Linked DNA regions of Homo sapiens: region 2 is linked to region 1. The links are chromatin contacts, found by Hi-C or POLR2A ChIA-PET in ENCODE. All regions are on one chromosome and are shown on one strand. Each heading gives the region's core, a stretch centred on a gene start or an enhancer-like site at or near the end of the contact. The rest is flanking DNA. Distances are from core to core; before and after follow the strand shown. Region 1 has its middle 6.0 kb from the start of TRA2B. Region 2 overlaps DGKG (diacylglycerol kinase gamma).

The links. Hi-C counts contacts between places; a loop is a spot of excess contacts on that map. ChIA-PET counts read pairs that join two places held with the same protein, here RNA polymerase II (POLR2A). Pooled maps may share reads with other maps.
Region 2: a pooled map of gastrocnemius medialis shows a loop between it and region 1 (3-fold over the local background). The contact joins two enhancer-like sites. A Hi-C loop is called at or near these places in 1 of 168 maps with a recorded cell type or tissue (gastrocnemius medialis), 1 of 37 single-sample maps with no recorded cell type and 4 of 50 pooled maps. POLR2A ChIA-PET finds 5 or more read pairs at or near these places in 4 of 52 experiments (GM12878, OCI-LY7, activated CD8-positive, alpha-beta T cell and 1 more).

The regions. Positions count from the first base shown.
Region 1 is chr3:185,940,944-185,947,172 of GRCh38, forward strand. No RefSeq gene overlaps it. Among named protein-coding and RNA genes, the nearest start is that of TRA2B, 6.0 kb to the left of the region's middle. Within about 2 kb of position 2,653, at least 14 of the 41 ENCODE cell types and tissues checked have a DNase peak (open chromatin) inside an H3K27ac peak, as active enhancers do; they include gastrocnemius medialis, where a contact is called at or near this core.
Region 2 is chr3:186,218,667-186,224,895 of GRCh38, forward strand. All of the region lies in intron 20 of DGKG (diacylglycerol kinase gamma), which reads right to left. Among named protein-coding and RNA genes, the nearest start is that of ETV5, 110 kb to the left of the region's middle. RefSeq lists enhancers at 1,992-2,061, 2,820-3,733. Within about 2 kb of position 2,430, at least 7 of the 41 ENCODE cell types and tissues checked have a DNase peak (open chromatin) inside an H3K27ac peak, as active enhancers do; they include gastrocnemius medialis, where a contact is called at or near this core.

The sequences.
Region 1 (6,229 bases), core at 1,403-3,902:
GTTTATTGGTGATTTGTAGATCTTTGGAGAAACGAATATTCTGATACTTTGCCCATTTTTAATTGGGTTATTTATCTTTTTATTATTGAGTTATAAGAGCTTGCAATTTGGCTCTTGTTTGGTAAAATAGTCATCCAGAACAGAATCAATATTTGAGGTACCTGAGATCCAGAGATTTGGTGATGACTCAAGTGTCAAGTGACTAAATAACTTCTGAATGAGCTGTCCCCTTTTTCTGAGAACACCTGTACTCCCAACACACACCTAAACCTGGACTCCTACTCAGATCTCTGGCCTTATCTTACTTTTTGGCTTAGATTAGATCTCTTGTTTATACATTCTTATGGCACCCCTTGACATTCATATTACTCACAACTATAATTAAAGAATAATAATTATATAATTATTTTATTTTCATTATTATTTCTTTGTGGGTTTTTTTTTTTTTTTTTGAGACAGAGTCTCGCTCTGGCGCCCAGGCTGGAGTGCAGTGGCGCGATCTTGGCTCACTGCAAACTCCGCCTCCTGGGTTCAAGCAATTCTCCTGCCTCAGCCTCTGGAGTAGCTGGGGCTACAGGCGCCCGCCACCACGCCCGGCTAATTTTTGTATTTTTAGTAGAGACGGGGTTTCACTGTGTTAGCCAGGATGGTCTCGATCTCCTGACCTTGGGATCTGCCCGCCTTGGCCTCCCAAAGTTCTGGGATTACAGGCATTAGCCACTGCGCTCAGCCCTATTTGCATTATTATTTCTGTGAATATAGTTTTTATGTCTGTCTTCCACACTAGATAATAAGTTCCTTAAGGGCAGGGCCAGTGCCTCTTTTGACCACTGCCTTATACGTAGTGCTTGGCACACAGTAAGCCTTTAGTAGTACTTGTTGAGTGATTAAAAGAAAGCAACGTATGAATTTAGAATTGATTGGGTAGGCATCAGGGTGCCTTTAGAGGTCCCTGAGCAGGAGACTAACTTGCTAAAAGTAGGCAAGATTGTCCTGGCAAAGATAGGAAGGTCAGGCTGCAGGTCTTGTGTCATTCATGTCTGTGTCTCCAGCATCTAGCGCAGGGCCATGCTGTTGAATGAGTGGCCATGTGGGATATGGATCCAGTACTGTAAATATGAGGCAGTGAGGATTAGATTCCCAAGGCAGCAAGAATGAGGACTAAGCAGGGAGTAGGGAGACTATGAAAGGGTGGGCTTGACTGGCCAATGTGATAGGAATATGGGGAAAGGGATAGTCAGAAATGACTGTAAAAACCTTGAGCCCTAGGCTGAGTGAGGTGGCTCACATCTATAATCCCAGCACTTTGGGAGGCTGAGGCAGGTGGATCATCTGAGGTCAGGAATTCGAGACCAGCCTGGCCAACATGGTGAAACCCCGTCTCTACTAAAAATACAAAAATTAGCTGGGCGTGGTGGCAGGCACCTGTAATCCCAGCTACTCAGGAGGCTGAGGTAGGAAAATCGCTTGAACCTGGGCAGTGGAGGTTTCAGTGAGCCGAGATTGCACCACTGCACTCCGGCCTGGATGACAGAGTGAGACTCCATCTCAAAAAACAAAAACAACAACAACAAAAATGTCTAGTCCTGGTAGGGGAGATATATACAGAGAAAATAATGCACCCAACAGGGAATGCTGTCTAACAGGCTTACTCCTGTAGCTTAGAGCCAAGCCAGAGGCTGCACTCAAATTTGTTTGTTGTTGTCTCCTTCCAGAGTCATAGACTCTCTCCTCCAGCATTTCTTGTTTAATTTTCAACTTCTGCCCTGGGATTCACTAGTGCATTCTGTCTTTAGTGGGGTTTTTGTTTTTTTTGTTGTTGTTTTGTTTTGCCTTCTCTCATTTAGTCATTCAACATACTGGATAACAGGCAAGGAGCAGATCACAGATGACCATGTATGCCTAGCTAAGGAGTTCAGATTTTATTTAATGGGCAGTAGAGAAGTATTGAGGGGTGCTGAAAAGGTGAATTATACTTTCAATTTTAAGTTTGAGAAAAGTGGTGGCAGTGTGGTGCATGGGTTTGAGGAGTGATATGAGCAGGGAAGATTGGAGACCGGGAGCAGGTGAGGAGCCAGGCTTCTGTTCTGAGCTGTGCCCGGTGTACCTAGCAAGGGTCAGTAAGAGCTGAGAGCCGGGCATTGTGCTCTGTACACCCGAAGGAAGGGCCTCCTTTTTCACATTCACATGTCATCCTTTGGGCCAGTGGCAGCCAGGCCAGGGGCCCAGTTCCTAGACTCTTTCAACAGTCCAGACAAGGAATAAAAAGAGCAAGCAAGTGAGTGAACCTGACCTAAGGCAGTGGCCAATGAGGTTAGAGAGGATGGAGATGACTTGCTGTGCTAGTTGCTCCCAATTCATACTTTTTGCCTGCTCTGTGAAAACAGATCTGGAACCTTTCAATATTTTTCTTTCCCAGATGGCACAGAAGCTTTGTCAGAATTGGACAGGCATTACAGGAGGAAAGCTTTTACTTCCTGATTCCTGTGTGTGTGCCACAGGCTCCTGCATCACATGAGGCTTCCCCAGGGACCAGCTCCTGCAGAGCATAGCTCTCTCCAACACTGAGCTTCTGTAGTATGCTGACAGTGTTTCTAGTTTCCCGGCTCCTGCAGTGCCTGGCAGTCAGCAGCACCTAGTAGCCAGCAGCTGCCTCTAGAGCACCGGTTCCCACCCCTGGCCAGGTTTCGTAACATTTGCAGCTTCTTCAGTGTCTGGCTCCTGCAGTGTGTAGTTCCCAGCAGCAACCAGCAGAGGGCAGCCTCTCCTGGAGCCACATCAGATAGCTTTGTAGGTGAGATGCACCCCATAAACAACTGTCCCTGACACCTTAAAGGTTTCTGGAAAATCCCAGGGGCAGGTTTTCATGAAGTTCTGCCAGTGTGGCATCACGGCAAGTTTTCTGTGTTCCAGAGATCCATGGCTGTGCCCGCTCCAAAGTCTGAATCTGAGCTCTTGAGGGAAAAGGAGGTTCTTCTTGGGCACTCTATCTCAGACCTAGAGCTAGGGCTCCTCCTTGTACCTGCTATTCCCATATTATTAAGAGTTCTCTTTACTTCTTACTAGTTAATCCGTCATTACCCCATCCTCACTTACCTCAGTACCCCTATTACTAACTTATAGTTAGTAATTACATATATGTAACTTCCCCTATTCAAATTACTGTGTATTTGATCTCTCCTGATTGGAGACATCAGAATTCAGAATGGACAGACTGATTCAGAATTTTTGCCAGGAGTGGTCTCTCAAAATACTACTGAGATGTGGAGGTGAAGGAGAAACGGAAGCTAGAGTAACTGCTCATCATTTTATCCCTCCTGACCTCATTTTTCTTCCTAGCTAATGGTATCAGTGGTACCATCTCCAAATGGAGACATCAAGTGAGTACTGGTTAGAGCAGTCTGGGGCTCAGGGGATAGCTGGGTGGAATATACGGAAATGAAATTACTAGTATAGAGATAGTCAAGGAAACCTTACTTTGTGTAAGTGAGATCTTCAAGGGAGTGGTGTAGGAGTGCTCTCAGAGAACTAATGCATCTCTGTATAAAAAGTGACTGAACACCCACTCACTACTTGGAAGTATGAATGTGGAAGTCAAAAACTTTGAGACTTCATTAAGGCAGGTCTTCACGAACCAGCTTAGGACTGAGTGGAAATTAAGAACAACATTGAGTTACTATGCTGACTATGGCTACGTATTGTAGATAATTGAGTTGAAACAACCAATCACTTTCAATGTTCTGAACCCTAAAAAAGGTGGATCACCTAAGGTCAGGAGTTCGAGACCAGTCTGGCTAACATTGTGAAACACTGTCTTTACTAAAAAATACAAAAATTAGCCGGGCGTGGTGGTGCATGCCTGTAATCCCAGCTACTCGGGAGGCCAAGGCATGAGAATCACTTGAACCTGGGAGGCAGAGGTTGCAGTGAGCAGACATCGTACCATTACACTCCGGCCTGGGTGACAAGAGTGAAACTCTGTCTCAAAAAAAAAAAAAAAAAAAAAAAAAAAGAGAGAGAGGCCGGGTGCGGTGGCTCACACCTGTAATCCCAGCACTTTGGGAGGCCGAGGTGGGCGGATCATGAGGTCAGGAGATCGAGACCATCTTGGCTAACTCGGTGAAACCCCGTCTCTACTAAAAATACAAAAAATTAGCCGGGCGCCGTGGCGGGCACCTGTAATCCCAGCTACTCAGGAGGCTGAGGCAGGAGAATGGCATGAACCCGGGAGGCGGAGCTTGCAGTGAGCCGAGATAGCGCCACTGCAGTCCGGCCTGGGCGACAAAGCAAGACTCCTTCTCAAAAAAATAAAAAAAAAAAGAGAGAGAGAGAAGAATGAAATAAAAGACTTTCTCCAGATACTTAAGATAAATCTGGGAAAGAGAGGAAGAGAATAAAAATTAGAATACCCAAATAACAAAATTTAGAGCTCAAACATTAAACATATGAAGAAAATGTTTTGTCTTAGAATTATTATTATGTTACTAATATAGGGTGGGGATAAAAATTCAAACAATAAGAAATGTGCAAAGTGAAAAATGCAAACCCTATTTTCTATCCTCTCTTTCCCAGTCTCGCTCCTCAGAGGTCACCCTAGTTAAAAAATGTAGTGCATAACCTTCTAGACCTTAGATAGATAAATTTAAATTTTTATTTTTATTTTTTTATTATTTATTTATTTATTTTGAGACGGAGTCTTGCTGTCTCCCAGGCTGGAGTGCAGTGGCAAGATCTCGGCTCACTGCAAGCTCCGCCTCCCGGGTTCATGCCATTCTCCTGCCTCAGCCTCCCAAGTAGCTGGGACTACAGGTGCCTGCCACCACACCCGGCTAATTTTTTGTATTTTTGGTAGAGATGGGGTTTCACCATGCTAGCCAGGATGGTCTCGATCTCCTGACCTCACGATCCACCCGCCTCGGCCTCCCAAAGTGCTGGGATTACAGGCATGAGCCACTGAGCCCAGCCTTAAAATTTTCTTTTCATAAACAAATGGAATCATGCTATACATATTTTTTATTTTTTAATTTTTATTTATTATTTTTTTGAGACAGAGTCTCACTCTGTTGCTCAGGCTGTTGTCTCGAACTCCTGACTTCAGGTGACCCACCCGCCTCAGCATCCCAAAGTGCTGGGATTGCAGGCATGAGCCACCATGCCCCGCTCATATTTTTAAATTTTAACATGGTATTCTGTAACTTGCCTTTTTCACTTAGCAATCTAAAATATGCTAAATATTGTTCCACGTCAGTACACATAGATTTATCTCATATTTTAAAACAGTTGTATGGTATTCCGTTGCAAATATGTGCCATAACCTATTATACCATTCCTATTTATGGAGACCTGGAGGGTGAGAAGCCAGCCATTTAAAAAGCAGAGAAAACTGTGTTCCTGGGAAGGGATTAGCAAGGTCACAAAGGCACTGGGGTGAGGATGTTTGTCGGGTTCCAGGAACAGAGAGACCCAACCATGGGATCCCAGTGGGTCCATCTGAGGACCAGAGACTGTGGTACAGAGAGCAGGGCTTGGACTTCCTGGGGTTGTTTCCTGCCTCCACAGTAGCTCTCTGAGAGACCCTGGGCAAGTGTAACCTCTGTGCCTCTGTGGCTTCATCTGTGAAATAGGAATGATAATAATACCTACTTCCTATGCTTGTTGTCAGGATCCAAAGAATTACTATTTTACATAAAAAGCCCTTAGAACAATGTCTAACTCATAATAAGTCAGCAGTGATTATGCAGGTCATGGAAAGGATGTCAGATGTTATTTAAGTGCAGTGGGGGCTGGGCACGGTGGTTCACACCTGTAATTCCAGCACTTTGGGAGGCCAAGGCAGGTGGATGGGTCACTTGAAGTCAGGAGTTCGAGACCAGCCTGGCCAACATGGCGAAACCCCGCCTCTATTAAAAAAATACAAAAATTAGCCAGGCGTGGTGGCAGGCACCTGTAACCCCAGCTACTCGGAAAGCTGAGGCAGGAGAATCTCTTGAACCCGGGAGGCAGAGGTTGCAGTTAGCCAAGATCGTGCCACTGCACTCCAGCCTGGGCAATAGAGTGAGACTTTGCCTCAAAAATAAATAAATAATTAAATAAATGCAATGGGAAGCTATCGAAATGTTTTAATTAGGGGGAATGTCTTGACTCAGTTTTTATTTTTATAAGATTACATTCCCCATTGGATGGAGAATGGGTTGGAAGGAGGTAAAAGCTAGGATACCAGTTAGGAAGC
Region 2 (6,229 bases), core at 1,180-3,679, 280 kb after region 1:
GAACTGACATTTTTGAAAGAGAATCCAGAAATATATTTTCATGTAAAATCTCCTGATTATTGGAATTGGCAACTAATTCAAGTTTTTAAGAACCTAAGCCAAAAAACTACACATTTGGGAAAACTGTAGCTAGCCAACAGGACATTTCTGTATATGAATTATAAATTTTCATCAGGTTCATCTCAATTAAAATATAAAACAAATGATCTCAATCCCATTTGGGATTTGCTGGGTTATTAGCGGTGTTATTGCTACCACTACTGAAGATAATAGACTAGCATTGGATTACTAAGGTAAATAATAATTTAGCAAATCAGGTATAACAGAAATGCAGAACGGCCAAATGCAACAAGAGTTGAATTATAATTGATAAATATTAGTAATAATATTGACAGTACTTTACCTGTTAACATTTTACATTACTTGAATCTCAAATACCTTTGGAAGCTTAGTGATTATGTTAACCGAAGTTTACATCAAGAGTTAAAAAAAAAAAAAAAAAAAAGAAAAGCAAAGGCAGGTGGGGTCTGCTCTGAGGCCAGGATGTCAAGTCCTATAAGGGGCCCCTGACTGTTACCTCACAGGTGCTGCAGAGGCCATCTGTGTCACCCGCACACCCAGCTGCCTTGGCCCATCAGAGAGTGTGTCACCACATCTAATCCACGCTGCATGCTGTCCCCAGCTCTCACTGCTCATCAGAACAGGCACGCAGTGATCCTCAGGCACCGAGCTGTGCATGGAATCATCTTTTCCAAGAGGGGGCAGTGGCCCCTTTGGTTCAAGGGAAAGTGAACACCCAAAAATCAGGAAGGAGGCTTTATAAATAGCTGTTTTTGTACTCTGAATGTGACTCTTGTGCCTGCTGTTCCTGCCAACAGATTTGTGTTGGCTCGATGTGTTTCAGCTTCAAGGCGCGAGGTATTCCCTGGCTTGTTTCCATACTTGGGACAAGACTGGTGTTCATGGCACTCAGAAAAATCTAGGGTGGTGAATGATGGGAAGACTGGAGGCCAGAGACCAGGAAGAGTGGGCAGAAAGATGGAGAACAGGAAAGGGGAGATCTCAAGAAGGGGCTCAGAAAAAAAAAGGCTGAGGAAGGAGGGAGAAACTTGAGTAGGATGTATTTTATTGTATAACTATGGAATCCTCTTAATAACCTCTGAAGACACTTCTTGAGTCATTTCCATGTGTGAGAAATTAACTGTAAAATCACAGATGACATACTGTTTGCAACTAAGAGGTCTTCAGGGTTCAGGGACTTATTATAGCCAGGGGATCACAGGTTCCAAAGAGTTCTTCCAAAGTGTAAATGGAGTCCAGGAGCTGCTGTCAATATGTCTTAATGTAAAATAGTATTTGTGCATTTAATCATAATAAAGACAGCATAGGCTAACTAGTGGGTTAAACTATAATTTTTTTGATGTGCAATGGAATTAAATCAGTTATATCAGTTACTGCTTGGTAACCAGAGACACGGATTGAATGGCAATTGAATCCTGAATAATCAAAATGGGGAAACAAATGATTACTTAGAAGAGCTTTATGGCTGAAAAAAGTCTTACTCAATATGGCACCCATGGTGGGAGGCAGTGGGAGAATGAATAAAAATAGTGCACTATTCCATAGTAAAAGGGTACATGTAAAATTACTACTCTATACCAGGGCTCCATGGTGGTTCTCTTCTAAGCCATGGCAGCCTTCTCACGGTACAGCTTAGGAAACCGAGATCAGTTCTTGGTGATGCAGCTGGGAGGTATGGAGCTGGAATACAAACCCCGTCTTCCAGCCCATACTCCTTACTGGTTTACTCTCCCTGGCTCCTGTTGCTATGCCCCAGAGGCACCTGAGAGAAATGGAAAAGTCAACCGAAGTCACCAGAGCTAGTGACTGCAAAGCTGTGAGTCATTCTCATTCATGCCTGTGAGCTGGGTTTACTCACATCTACCACATGCGCCACCGGTATGGCTGTAGGATCCCAGCTTGAGGTTGGCTGGGACCCTGACACTCTTTAGCAGAGTCCATGATCTGGGCCTCCCCATTGGTCTCCAGTCTCCACTCTTGTCCCAGAGTAACAAAGGGCCAAACCCATAAGCCTCATATTTAGAGCAGCCTCTGTACCCCTTCAAGGGTAATTCTGGGCCCCTAAGAATCTACTGCCTCTGAACAGTGACCCTTCTCTTCCATATAAGACAGTGTGTTTCTGCGGACCAAGGACACATTCTCCATTGATAGGATCTCCGAATTCTGTCTGGCACCTGACAGTATCTCCTCCTAAGGGCAGGACTCCAAGCACGAAGATTGCCAAAGTCTGAAATCGGATCCTTTCCCAGTGCAGCACACAAGGACACACGTGTGCACGTGCGGGCACACACACAGGCCGCAACAAGAAGGCTTCCCTGAGACTCATGATCCACTGTTACCAAATGTGCTCGCAGACACTGCCCCTCTGAGGCCAGAGAGTCTCTCCAAAGGCCCAGCAGCCTGACTGGAGAATGGCCACTGTGCTGTGAAAGGCACCACTTTGGGGGTGGCCCTCAGGGGAGAATGCTGAGGGGCAGGCAAGGCCAGGACCATGTTGTCAGGGTTTTCCTTTCCTGATGGCCTGGGTCTCCAGGGTGTTTTTCCAGTTAGTATCTGTCCTTGCCAAGAGAAAATAGCTCCTTTCCCTCATCCAAAAAGAAAAAAGAAAGAAAGAAAAAACCCTCACAGTTTGGCTGCTTCTTAGCAATCCTTTCTCCCTTTGAAGAGTTATTCGTGGAAAGAAAATCCCCTTCAGGCTGATTTGGCGGAGGGTGGAGGGCATGGAATAAGCTTGCTCTTGGCAGTTAACGGAGAGCAAAGTCAAATACTGGGACAAAAAGAAATCCCTGCCTGGAGGGACGGGGAAAAGGCGGACAGGAATGCTCACTCCTGAGGTTCTGTAGTGATTCCTTAGCTGTGCTTTCCAGCATTTACACATCCATCAGCCCTGGGAACTGGTATCTGAAGGCGGTGGGGACAGTGAAGATACAGGTGGGTGAGGCCTCGTGTTAGAAACTGAGCCTTGAAGGCTTAGAGAAGGTGGCTGTCCTGCTGGAGCTGAGCCTCTCGCTGTGGAAGGTGACTTCCTGGGTCCTGATCAACCAAGACTAAAAGGTGGAACTGTCTGGAGGAGCAGAGGCAAACCCTGGAAGCAGGTCCACACCCTCACACTACCGTGACCGCCGGGTGGGTCCTGAGGGAGCCAGCTGAGCTCTGCCGGCCCCCAGCTGTTGAGAGGAATCTCACTTCCCACTTCATAAATGTTGACCGTGGGTCTGACCTGCACTGGCTGCTTTATGCACCCAAGGGTCGCGCTCTTTTGATCCTCACGTCTACCCCCTGCGGTAGGTACTATGGTGGCTATTTGTAGACGTGTGAGATGGTTGTTCCTTGGCAAACCTACAGCTAGACTGGAACGGGATCACAGAGTCTGAGGGGATGCAGGCTGGCTGATCCTGTTCTCCCCTCTCGCTCCCCAGCCAGTCTTTCTGAACACGAGGCAGTGCCTGCTTTATGATAGGTCGGGTTACAAAAGTTCCTTGGTTAAGCCAGTTGTTTGTCACTCTGAGCACATTTCCCCATAGAAACAATGTGATGTTGAGGTTGGGTTCCCAGGCTAACCCACAAGAGCCAATTAACCCATTAGGTACCCAAACTACAATGTCTCGTTTTAGAGAGAGCTTACTGGAGCTGAAGGAGTTCTGGTGGGAAGGCAGAAAGGCCTGGGTTCAAGCCACAGTTCAGTCACTTACCTGCCATGTGACCTTGGGCAAATCATTTAGTCTGTCTCTTAGTTTCTCTATTTTTGAATTGACACAATATGACCTACCTTGCAGGGGTTGCTGGCAATATTAATTAAGAATACACACACATGGTCGGGTGCGGTGGCTCACGCCTGTAATCCCAGCACTTTGGGAGACTGAGGCGGGCGGATCACTTGAGGTCAGGAGTTTGAGACCAGCCTGGCCAACATGGTGACACCCTGTCTCTACTAAAAATACAAAAATTAGGCCAGGCGCAGTGGGTCACGCCTGTAAACCCAGCAATTTGGGAGGCTGAGGCGGGCGGATCATGAGGTCTGGGAGTTCAAGACCAGCCTGGCCAATACGGTGACACCCCATCTCTACTAAAAATACAAAAATTAGCCAGGCGTGGTGGCGGGTGCATGTATTCTGAGCTGCTTGGGAGGCTGAGGCAGGAGAATTGCTTGAACCTGGGAGGCAGAGGTGGCCACTGCACTCCAGCCTGGGCGACAGAGTGAGACTCTGTCTCAGGAAAACAAACAAACAAACAAACAAAAGAATACACACACGTGTATGTATACTATATATATATATATATATATATGTCTCATGATATACACTCCAATAAAGGCACAGTAGAACTCCATTGTTGTATATAAAACTGGCTTCGTGGCCTCATGATTCTGAGTTCCAACTTAAAGTACAGGGAGCACATCTTTTCCGCTGAATTGGGATTGGGGATCTTTGCTTTCCTCAACTTCCTGGGAAAGAAACCTGGAGACTCCTCTACCCTACATCCCCGGCGGTGACCCTGAAGTCTGGGCTGGAGTTCTACTTAGGAGGGGAATGGAGACGCCAGAGGGAGAGTGAGAAGCAGCAGAAGTGGAAAGGGTAGCAGAGAGCACACACTGAAGTATGCATCCTGTGTCTTCCTTTTGCAATCCTAAAACTCTAGGATGGTCTGGTTATTTCTGCCTATGTTTCCTGTGCCTTCCCCACCATCGGCTGGTTAGAGGCATCTTGTCTAGAATTAAGTCCACGGTAAGTCGCTCCCTCCTTGTTTCCCTTACCTTTCCCATCATGAAATTGTTAGCAAGGCAAGTCAAAAATGCACTCGATAGGGCAGATGCCTGGATAAATACCCCCCTTCTCTTCCCTATTCCATCTTCTTCCTGTGCCAGTTTAAAAAATCTTAAATAGGAAAGCATGAGCCAGAGCCTCGCTCTGCCTGAGAAGACTGCGGTAGACCCTGCCAGCAAAATCCTTTCTATTTCATCCTTTTGAAAATCTCATCCATATGCTCTCTACTTTGCTTCCACTCTGACGTTTGTGACTTCTTATTCTTGTGTATACATCCCTGCCACCCATTTCAGAGACTGCAATTTATGTGAACTTGTCATCCTCACCTGGCCTGGTGGTGCAGCTGTGTGTCCTGCCCCACCATGTCTCTGACTGCAATCTCTAAGGTCGTGCTCCTCTCCCCTAAGGAATACGAATCATTCAGTTTGCCCCTCTCACTGTGTGGTTGGCAAACTTGTCCCAGCTGTAGGTGTGGCCCCAGTGGTCCTCCCAGCCAGTTCCTTGGGAGAGCTGCTTGGCACCACCTTAGCCACGCCTCTTATTTGTAGCTTGCACCTGCTGCCCTTCTGTGGGCTGTGATTTTAGAGTTTAATTTGAACACTCTACTTTATCCTACTTAAATCTCATTTTAAAGCTCTTCTGTTTGGTCCTCAAGTATCTGGCCAAAAATATTCCGCTTGGTTTATGTGATAAGCTCCCAATTCCTTGCCAGGGTCCTCTTATTCCAGCATCAAAATCCATGGTCCAGAAGAACAGTCGTTCTCAGATCAGCTACAGAGCAGCTCTGTGTTCCCCATATGTGCCTGTTTCTTCTAAAATTATGACTCACGGCTGAGGAAGAGACTAAAGCATTGCCTTTGCCCATGTCCCTTAGCTTGCTACCCAAGACATCAAAGGTCACTAGAGATACTAACCAGGATTCCTCCAAATGTGTCATTTGCCACCATGCCCGCAGGCAGACAGGAGAAAGAGTCTGTAAGTTATATGAGTATGTGCACTCGAATGCAGGGGCTTTCACCAATGAATTCGGTAAAATATTGGTCTCAAGAGGCTCTGGGGTAAGGGGATTCTGTGGTCAGGTAAATTTGGGAATGAAATACTTTCTCTTGCTTTTGCATGATCTCAGCAGGTTAGAATCTACATTAAAAGCTCTACAATATCAAACAGAAAAGAATTATGTTTGACTCAATTTTCCAAGTGTATTCAATGATTGACACCCCCCCGCCCCCCAATCTTCTTGTGAATTTCTTTTTAACATCCTGTGGAAGGCATTTTAACCAATGCTACATACTTTAATACATGCTGGAAGAAGACAATCTGGGTAGCTACCTCTGCAGGCTCATGAGGAGTTGAACCTCATGGTAAGTCTGTTAGCTGCTGTGTCT